2 separate regions of the Homo sapiens genome follow, and region 2 is linked to region 1. Evidence: chromatin contacts called from ENCODE POLR2A ChIA-PET data. All regions are on one chromosome and are shown on one strand. Each heading gives the region's core, a stretch centred on a gene start or an enhancer-like site at or near the end of the contact. The rest is flanking DNA. Distances are from core to core; before and after follow the strand shown. Region 1 holds the start of CNGB1 (cyclic nucleotide gated channel subunit beta 1). Region 2 overlaps MMP15 (matrix metallopeptidase 15).

Region 1 (5,262 bases), core at 990-3,489:
GTTATGGTGGTGTGCACCTGTAGTCCCAGCTACTCAGGAGGCTGAGGCAAGGGGTCGAGGCTTCAGTGATCATGCCACTGCACTTCTGCCTGGGTAACAAAGCAAGATCCTGTCTCAAAAAAAGAAAAAAAAATGGGCCTGTTGTGGTAGCTCACGCCTGTAATCCCAGCACTTTGGGAGGTGAAGGCAGGCAGATCACCAGAGGTCAGGAGTTCGAGATCAGCCTAGCCAACATGGTGAAACCCCATCTCCACTAAAAATACAAAAATTAGCTGGGTGTGGTGGTGTGCACTTGTAATCCCAGCTACTCCGGAGGCTGAGGTGGGAGAATCACTTGAACCCGGGAGGCAGAGGTTGCAGTGAGCCGAGATCGTGCCACTGCACTCCAGCCTGCCTGGGTGACAGAGCAAGACTCCTTCTCAAAAACAAACAGACAAACAAAAAGGCTGGGCATGGTGTGGCTCACACCTGCAATCCCAGCACTTCAGGAGGCTGAGGCAGGCAGATCGCTTGAGCTCAGGAGTTCGAGACCAGCCTGGGCAACATGATGAAACCCTGTCTCTACCAAAAATACAAAAAATTAGCCCAGCGTGGTGGCACGTGCCTGTAGTACCAGTTACTCGGGAGGCTGAGGCACGAGAATCACTGGAGCCCAAAAGGTGGAGATTGCACTCAGCCATTGCACTCCAGCCTGGTCGACAGAGTAAGACCCTGTCTCAAAACTGAAATAAAATGCTTATAGTGCTATATTTTAAAAAAAGAAAGAAAGAAAAAGATAAAATGCCAGGTAAGACTTTTTTCATGATATACTGTGTTATTTCAGTCCTACCTTAAGTACAGGTTGTTTCTGGTTGATTTCTCCTTGGGGAATGGGGAGCCCCAGCCCTTATGACTGAACCCCTGCAGGATGGCCTGGCCAGTGCGCAGCGTGCAGGTCAGTGTGTGCTAACTCCTAGCCCTAGATGTGTTCTTGCCCCACATGAGTGTGCCCCACCCCTCTCCCAGCCATGGGCAACCCGGGCTTTGGCAGAGAGTCTGTATGCCCCTTTCTGCCAGGGACCCTGGCCCCAGCTGAAGAGGGCAGCCCAGGCCCAGGATCCTTGCCCCCAAGCCCAGCTCCCCAGAGCCCACGGCTGTGCTGCCTGTCCTCTACTTACAGCCCTGACCTCTGTTCCCACTCTGGCATCAGCAGCCCAGCCTCTCCCACGAGAGGCTGTGGTGGGAACACAGCTCTAAGTGTCAGATCCCTGGCTCAGCCTCCCAAAAAATGAACTTGGGCCAGACATGACCCCTCTGGTCTTCCATTTCCCTGAAGGTGGGGGCACAGACACAATGTTTTCCCAGGTCGGGACTGCCAGAGCTCACATGTTGGGATAGCAGATTTCACTGACCCCAGCCAGCCCCAGGCAGCCCCGAGAGCCAGGGCTGAGCTAAGTGCATTCTACCCATGATCATACTCATCCTCGCTCTCACCACCACGCCCCGCCCAGCCCCTGCACTCAGTAAAATAAGAATTTTCATTATGTAGCACAGAAAGGTCAACAGAATCGCCTGAAGCAGCACAGCCGGCAGTGGCCAACTTGAGTTTACACTCAGGTCTGCCCGATTCCAGCTGCCCCACATGTATTCCCAGGTAGTCGTGGCATTTGCCGAGTGTTGGCCTCTTCCGCGGGCCAGGCCTGTAGACCCTTCCCAGCAGGCAGCAATTCTCGCTTGCATTTCTAAACCTTCTGGAAATGACTAAGGAAGCCTCCCCGATCCCCCATTTTTCTTTTTCCTCCTAAATGAGAATTTTTGCAGGTCCCTCCCATCTTTCACCCGTGTCCCTGCTGACTGCACTTTGATGAGGGAGGCTCAGGTGGGAAGGGGGACCCACGAGTGGCAGCTCGGGGAGCCATGGTGTTGCACCACCAGCATTTCCAGAGTCTTCTGGAGAGCTAGTGAAAATATAGATTCCTAGGTCCCCCAAGTCCTCCTGGGGGACCTAGGAATTTGCATTGTACAAGCTGTCCTGAAAATTCTGATGCCCGCTAAAGTCCAAGCTCCACCAGATAGAGGGAAGCCACAGGTTTCCCACCGTGCCAGTTTGGTCCTACCTAAATGCCTTTCTAGAGGGAGAACATGGGGATCCCCTCGGGGTCCCACCGAGCCTCCACCTCACCCTGAGTTACCTGCTTAGATGCCAACCGCCAGCCAGGAATTGCCTTCTTGCTGCCACTCGTAGCTGGCCCCTCAGACACAAGGAAGATTAATTGGCAGTAGCTGGGCCGTGTGCAAAGGATTAGCAGGTGCTGAATGGGGGAGGGGGAGAAAAGAGGCTGTTGATGCCCAGGAAACCAGCAGCACCTCCCAACTCCCAGGGTCCAGCAAGGATGTGGGCCCCAGGGAAGGGCTCCTGCATGGCCCAGGTTTGGAGCACCATGGGTTGCCAGGGGACCTGCCCGGCTTACCAGGGGCCTGGCTTCCCATACACCTTGGCCAAGACACGGAGTGGCTGATGGGAGAATAACAGCTTGGAGTTCCCATGTGATGCCTGGAGACTCCTCATGGTAGCAGGGGCTTGTCAGCTCCCACTCAGCGGTGGCAAGAGGTGTACCCCAACTCTCCAGCCCCCAGGCCAGGACGCAGGCAGGTTCTTTCTGGCTTAGAGTCTTCTCTGGGCAGGGTCTCAGCAGCCCTGCCTTGGGCTCTGCCAGAAAGGCTGTGTCCCAGGCCTGGGCCTTGAGGATGGATCCAAGACCCGGCAGATGACTGAGGCATCTGACCTGCCCTGTGAACTGAGGCTGGACACTTGAAGGGATACAGAGATCTAGGAGGAGAGGGTGCAAGGGACAGGGCCCAAGGAAGAGGGGCTCAGTGTGGTGGCCCTGAGGGATATTTGGCAAAGGGCAGGACTTGACTTAATTATCCGCACCATTTCTAGAGTTCTTCCTTTCCTTTCCTTTCCTTTTTTTTTTTTTTTTTTTAAGCCACAGTCTCTCTCTGTCACTCAGGCTAAGTGAAGTGGTGCAATCACAGCTCATTGCAGCCTCAACCTCTCAAACTCCTGGATGCAAGCAATCCTCCTGCCTCAGCCTCTCATAGTATTGGGATTACAGATGTAAGCCCCTGCACCTGGCCTAGAGCTCTTCCTTTGTGCCTGGCAGTGTGCCAGCCTTGGCACACTGAGCAAGACAGACATAGGCCCTGTCCTCATGGAGCTTACATTCCAATGGAGGAGATTACTGACAAATAAAGAATATTGCAAATTATGCTAAGTGCCATAAAAGAAACAAACAGGGCAGAAGCATGTTGTGGAGGGCAGTAGGGGCAGGTAGGCAGGCCCCTATGACGAGGTGGATGTATATTTGAACTGAGACATGAAAAGTAAGAAAGACTCAGCTGTGAAAAAAGCTGGGTGAGTGGTGCTCCAGGCCAAGGACACTGCAACGAGAAAGGTTCTGAGGCTGGAATGAGCCTTGAGGAGCAGAATGGGAACCGGGGAGCCTGGAGCTTAACGGGTGCAGGGGAGAGTGGTGGGAGATGAGGTTGACAGAGGGCAGGGGCAGATGTTGTGAGACTGTAAGCCACAGGAAGGAGTGTAGTTTTAGATGATGGTTTTGAACAGGGGCTGGGCATGATCTGTGTGGCTCTGTGTAGCAGGCAAGCATGGAAACAGGAAACTGGTCAGGAGGCTGCGGAGGGACAAGCTGATTGGTGACTGGATGACCCCTGGCTTCCCCTCCAGTGTTGGGCTTCAAGACCTCTGATAATGCAACCTCTACATGGCAAGTGATTCACAAGAAAGTTCTTTCTGCCAGCAAGGCCAGACCCCAACGGTAAAGCTCAATGTACTCCCTGACCCTTCCCTACAAATATGCCAGGCTGCAGGGGTCAGAGCTCCTCCCCAAGGAACAGCAGCAAGCCCTTCTGCTCTGCTTGGGCCTGAGACTAACACAGGTGACATTCGCCCTTGCCTGCAGCCTGACGGGAGGGATGATGGGGCTTGGACTATGCTGGTGGGAGTACAGATAGAAGGGAAAGGGGAGGAAAAAGGCGGGCATTGAGGGGCTCACCCTGGGAAACTGGGTAGCTGGTTTAGTGGGTGAACCAGTAAACCGCCCCAGGCTGGTTTACACATGTACTGAAAAGAAGAAGCCTGAGGCTGGAAGTTTGGAGGAAGAATTTTGGAGGGAAAATCATGAGCACTACTTTGTTAAGATGTCTGAGAGAGGCTGGGTGCAGTGGCTCACGCCTGTAATCCTAGCACTTTGGGAGGCCAAAGCAGGTGGATCACCTGAGGTCAGGAGTTCAAGACCAGCCTGGCCAACATGGCAAAACTCCGTCTCTACTAAAAATACAAAAATTAGTCGGGTGTGGTGGCAGGTGCCTATAATCCCAGCTGCTCTGGAGGCTGAGGCAGGAGAATTGCCTGAACCCGGTGGGTGGATGTTGCAGTGAGCCAAGATCACACCACTGCACTCCAGCCTAAGCAAAAAAAAAAAAAAGTCTGAGAGACATCCAGGTTGAAATGTGTGTGTGTGTGTGTGTGTGTGTGTGTGTGTGTGTGAGACTTAGGGAGAGGTCTACAGGAGATAGAAATTTTGGAGGCCTCAGCTTGCAGATGATGCTTAAAGCCACAGGACTGACTGATATCACCTCGGAAACCCAAGGAAACAAAGATGACCAGAGGTGGCACCTGGAACACGGGCTCACTCAGAGGATGCAAAAAGAGCAGGAGCTGGTAAAGGAGCCTGAAGGAGCTGCCAGGGATGGGGATGGAGAAGCAGAAGCATGGGGTGAGGTGAAAGCCAAGAGTAGTGGCTGTGTTGGGGTGAGGGAATGATCCAAGGGGCCACTGTCTGAGCTGAGACTTGAAATGCGTCCTGAGATTGGGCAACTTAGAGGCAGTTGGAGCCCCTGCAGAGTGGGAAGGAGGGAAAATTAGATGAGCCTGAGGGAACAGTAGTGGGCTCTAGGGTGGGGAAAATGAGCAAAACACAGCCACACACAGTGGCTAAAGTTTGGATGAAACTCATGTGCATATATATGGAGAGAAAGAAGCCAGATTCAAAAGAAGACCCCAGTGATCCATGCATACAAAATTCCCAAAAGGCAAAATTAGTCTGTCCTGTCTATGGCTACAAACACAAGTACATTTGCCACCTCTAGTTTTCTATAAAGCCTAGAGTTGTTAAATAAAGTTTTCCATAGTTGCCCATAAATAAAAGCACAGGTTGTACTACAAGATGGGAGAGTGGTTCCTTCTTGCTGGGTTGGGGG
Region 2 (5,262 bases), core at 1,673-4,172, 65 kb after region 1:
AGCTGGAAGGGCCGGCTGGGGCGGCTGCAGCAGACGCTTGCCCCCTCCCCCACCCCACTCCCACTCCCCCACCGTGGCGGCTGCTCACTGCACAGTATTGATCTAGTGGCTTCTTACACCAACCCTCTCAGCAGCCAGTGGGGGAGGGTGGACTGAGATGGCCCAGCGCCCAGACCCGGCCGGAGATGTCGGGTGTGGGGAGGATTAGGCACCCTTCCCCGTGCTGTGCTGGGCACTGCTCCTGAGAAAGGTCCAGTGTCCCCAGCCTGAGGCCAAGAGGAGCTGGTGATACTTCAGAAGCAGCCTGGTCCGATAGCCCCAGCTCCAGCCCAGATCAGCTCTGGGACCCTGGGTGAGGCACTCACTATCTCTGAACCTTGCCGTCTGTATTATGGGAATGGTCACAAATCTACCCTTCAGGAGTGGCTGTGAGCATTCAGTGGGGGCTGGAATGGGTGGCTGGCCCATGCCAGACTCAGGTGCTGCGGTTATGACCTCTCCTGTGTGCCAGGGGCCAGGAACCACCCTTCTGACTCCTGGTGGCCCATATCTCCTTGCCACTTACCTGAAGTGTCAATAAATACGAATGGGATGGGGTCTGGAAGTCAAGAAAGAAATTGGCCAGGCGTGGTGGCTCCGCCTGTAATCCCAGCAATTTGGGAGGCCAAGGCAGGCGGATCACCTGAGGTCAGTAGTTCGAGACCAGCCTGGCCACCATAGTGAAACTGTGTCTCTACCAAAAATAGAAAAATTAGCTGGGCATGGTGGCACATGCCTGCAGTCCCAGCTACTCAGGAGGCTGAGGCAGAAGAATCGCTTGAACTCAGGAGGCAGAAGTTGCAGTGAACCGAGATCATGCCACTGCACTCCATCCTGGGTGACAGAGCGAGACTCCGTCTCAAAAAAAGAAAAGAAATGGCTGAGAGAACCACAGTGGCAGGTGCCCCCCACAGCAGCCCACACCCGAAGCTGCAGAAGGGAGGGGCCCTCATGGCCCCAGAGCTCTCCTTCCCTCCCATTGGACAGTGGCCTTGGTGGCAGAAGAAACCAAGTCCTGCTTCAAATTCTGCCGTACTCTGCCACTTACAAGACTTTCTGAGCCTCAGTTTCCTCACTTGAGAAGCAAAGCTTCACCCGCTTGGCTCACCCCACCTGTGACTCTAGGTGACAGGAAGAGATTCCTTGTATTAGGGACAGTTTTTACAGTCACCAGGAGGAGCAGCAAGGGCTTGAACACTGGGATTGCGAGTCATGACCTAGGGACTCATCTGCGCCTTTTGCCCAGTGGCAGCAGAGCAGTTCAGCAAGCTCCCCACGCTGCCCACCTGCAGGCAGCAGCACCTCTGGCCCCACCCCCGCGTCCCCGCCCCCTGCTGTCTCTTCCCTCCTGTGTTCCCCTGAGCTTGTCCCACTTAGTGTGGCAGGAAGGTGCCAGGAAACTTCTTCCTGGACCCTGGGGAAAGGAGGAAGCTCACAGTCCTATGGGTGGTATTGCTGCCACCCGGGCAGATTTTTGGGCACTTGGCGTTCAGTCACCCTGAGCACACTTTCACCGGTCAGGCACGCTCTGCCAGCTTCGCCTTGTTATCCAGAGGTTTGAGTGGTCTGCGCCAAGGCCGTGTTTCTGCCTACCACCCCCCAGCTTCCCCAATCACTGCCCAAGGGGTGCCCCCATCCTCAGCCTCTGGCTCTTCACCCCAGGTGGCTGAGGGTTCAAGCTTGGCTGATAGCGAGATGGAAGCTCTTGACTTCCCTGGAACTCAATACTGTTTCTCTGTGTGGAGGGTCCATAGTGCCCTTGGGACCCTCCTGGCAGCCCCTGAGCTGGCCCCGGGGTTGAAGGGGCCCCTCTGCCGGTCTCTGGAGCTCTTCACTGCAGACAGGCCAGCTCCCTTGCTTTCCTCCCCAGGGCCCCAGCCTGATCCTCCCCCACCCTCCCCTCCTGTCGCTCCGCAGATACCGCTAATCAGCCCCTCCATGGCCCATGATTGCGCTCCCAGAGATATTTTTACCTTATGCAAATAGGTGATGTAGAGGTGCCCTCATCTGCCGGCAGCCAGTCCCCCGCCACTCCCCCGGCCTCCAGCTGCATTCCCTTTGCCGTTAGAGCTGGCTGAGCATCATGGCCTCGCCTTCTAGATCTCCCTAAGCACCTTCAGGGAAACTGTCCTTTAAGGATGGTGGATCTGCTGCTCCACACCTTCCAGCACAGGAGCCTTGGGAGAGGTTTCCCGTGCTTGGGAAGAACAGGGAGGGTACCCACGACATTGCCAGTATCTTATTGAGCTGTGGGAATGCGCCCTGGGCCAGAGGTGAGGAGTGCTAGTGGAGGGGCCCTAGGGGCCTCCTGCCTCCCTCCACTCTGGGGTCCTGGTGGAGCCTGGCCCATCACCAGTCTTGGGAAGTCCAGACCCATCAGCCTTCTTGGTCAATGATGGGTCAAGGAGGCCGAAGGCTGCCTGCCCCAGGGACAACCACACAGGCCTCTGGTCTCTGTCATTTGCACGTTTGTCGAGCACCATCTGCTGCACAGGGTGGTGTCAGGCACTAGCATGCACTTTACGATTCCTCCTCACAGGAACCCAGGAGATGAGGCAGGTCCTGGTGCAATCCCCCTTTTACTGATGACCGACAGAGATAAGGAGGTGGAGTGACACCTCGGAAATAGCCAAGCCAGGGTCTGCCTAGCTCCACCTGTCCCCAGAGCTGGTGGTGGTTTCTCAGCTCTGCATTTCCACCTCATTGCTCTGGGGCTGTTTCCCGGGTCCTGAGAGGCCTCAAAGCTGTGGCTGCGCATCCAGTCTGCGACCCTGGCAGCTTCTCCATGCTGCCCCTCCTTGGGTCAGCAGCTGCTCCGTCTATTGGCAGCCTGGGTACCACTGAGCTGGCCTGCCCAGCCACACCAGGGACCTGGCCGGGTGCCAGGGCTGGGCTGGTGGATGGTACCAGAAAGCAGGTGCCTGAGGTATTAGATGTAACACTGGTGGCAGGCAGATATGTGAGTGTGATCTGGCCGGCCAATATGGCTGTCAGCCTAAAGCAACCACCGTGTCCAGCTACTGCCCTGCTGCCTGGGCCCTCGGGGTGCAGCCCTCACCTCCCAGAGCACTCAGAGTGCCAGCCTTAAGGGCTTCTCACTCTGGAGACCCCCAGAGACCCAGACAAGTCAGACACAGACACTTGCAGTGTCCAAGGTCCAGGGCAGCCCCTGGCCTCTGCTCACTGCCTCCCATGGCGGTCACCGTGCTCTTGAGGGCTTGAGGACATGAAGCAGGCAGGGCAGAATCCCCTCTCTACCACAGCTCGGCCTGTCTCTGCCCTCTGGCTTGGCCGTGCAACCTGTGGGGTGTGGGTTCCTTGTTTTGTAGGTGTGTTGGGTCTCCCAGGGAGACTGTAAGTTCCTGAAGGCCAGGATGCCTCAGCCTAGTCCTCCCATGGCCCCCAGCTGGCACAGAGGGTGTTGAGAAACATCTGGCAGGGTGGGTGGTGGATGGATGAGAAGACTTGCCAAGCAAGCCCTAGAAAGGGAAGGGCACACCCATTGTGTACCAGCTTTTTCCAAGGCTGTTTTCCTCAAACCTCACCCCTCAGCAGCCCATGGTTCCCCATTCTATAGGTGAGGAAGCTGGGGCCCAGGGAGAATAAAGAGTTTGTAGCAGAGCAGGGACTGGGCTTCAGGCTTCTGTCCTGCCCTTGAGCCTGGATGGGTACCTGCATCTGTCTACTCCTTCCAGGAGATTTAAGGTCTTTGGGGAGCAGTGCCAAAGAGTAAGGCCTCAAGAGGTCCTGAATCCTTTTGGGTCCTTGGCCTGGTAGGGGCCCACCCCAGAGGGGCTAGTGCAGTTGTCAGCTACTGTGGACACAGCTTCTGTCCTAATGGGGGAAGACAAATAGCAAACACCTAATTGAAATGTACAGTGCATCAGATGGGTGATAAGCATGGGAGGAAGGAGGGGGTGCAGGGTATAGCTGATGGGGCCTTTTTAACGTGTCAGAGAAGACCTCTTAGATAAGGTGGTATTGAAACAGCGACCTGAAGAAAATGAGGATGAAAGCCTCTCAGTTGTCTGGCGGGAGAGTGCATCAGGCAGCAGAGGCAGGAAGTGCAAAGGCCCTGCGGCAGGAGCATGCCCGGCTGGGGTGGATGGTGGTGAGGTCCAGCTAAGGTGGGGTGACAGTGAGGGCCTTGTGGCTCTTGTACAAATGGCTTTTCCTTTGCAATGGGAAATCTTCAGAGGGTTCTAAGCAGAGGATTGACCAGACCTGACCTGGCCTTTGTTCTGGCTCTTATGTGAGGAGAGATGACAGGGAGGAGGGTGCTGAGGCTCACACGGTCACCTGGGCAGGAGGTGATGACGGCTCAGATAGAGCAGCGGTGGTGGAGGTGGTGGGAAGTGGTCGGCACAGGCTGTGCATGTTTGGAGGTAGCAGTGCCAGGACCTGCTGACAGAGTTGCGGCTTCTTTGCAGAACTGGCTGCGGCTTTATGGCTACCTGCCTCAGCCCAGCCGCCATATGTCCACCATGCGTTCCGCCCAGATCTTGGCCTCGGCCCTTGCAGAGATGCAGCGCTTCTACGGGATCCCAGTCACCGGTGTGCTCGACGAAGAGACCAAGGAGTGAGTTCCCCCCACCATCCACACCCCACAGGCACCTGCCTTCCATCTGGCCTGCTCTCAAGAGGGCTCAGCATGTGGAGTTTCCAGAAAAGAGTGGCCTAGATAAGAGATGCCAAATGGTTTGGTCCTCCATGTCACTTCTGATTGGTTGGAGTGGCTGCCCAAAGCCTTGTATTGAGAAAGCTCCAGGGGCAGAATCCAGGCCTTAGCAGTAAGAAGCACAGTGATTGATTAGTGATGTCTGACATGGCCAGGGGAGTGTGGAGGTACAGTACAGGAGCTGTGGAAGGGAAATCGTAGCTAGGCATGGCTATGAATCTAACAAGTGACATGACCTAAAGCCATGTCCCTGAAAACAATGCACAGAGCATAACGTATCCAGGACAGAAGGCCTTGAGCGAACCCTCCATTACTGGGTGATAAGGAGAGAAGGGCTCACCTTGACTGAACCACTCCTGGGCACTCAGTCTTCCAATACAGGCATTTTGCCCATTTTACTGGAAGTTGAAGCTGAGAGTCCCCCATCCCCACTGTGTCATAGGAGGGGCGGCTGGGAAGCCCGGAAGTGGCGGAAGTGGCAGTGCCAGAACAGGCAGGTGTGTGGAGGGGAGGCTCCGTGCTCACCCCTCTGTGTCCATGTCCCA

The links. ChIA-PET counts read pairs that join two places held with the same protein, here RNA polymerase II (POLR2A).
Region 2: POLR2A ChIA-PET joins it to region 1 with 16 read pairs in activated T-cell. The contact joins the enhancer-like site here to the promoter of CNGB1 in region 1. POLR2A ChIA-PET finds 5 or more read pairs at or near these places in 2 of 52 experiments (Caco-2 and activated T-cell).

Annotation. Positions count from the first base shown.
Region 1 is chr16:57,968,889-57,974,150 of GRCh38, forward strand. CNGB1 (cyclic nucleotide gated channel subunit beta 1) reads right to left here and starts at 2,240. Exons shown (of 33, transcript NM_001297.5): 1 at 2,172-2,240.
Region 2 is chr16:58,033,003-58,038,264 of GRCh38, forward strand. MMP15 (matrix metallopeptidase 15) reads left to right here. Exons shown (of 10, transcript NM_002428.4): 2 at 4,470-4,618. Among named protein-coding and RNA genes, the nearest start is that of MMP15, 9.9 kb to the left of the region's middle. Within about 2 kb of position 2,923, at least 3 of the 41 ENCODE cell types and tissues checked have a DNase peak (open chromatin) inside an H3K27ac peak, as active enhancers do.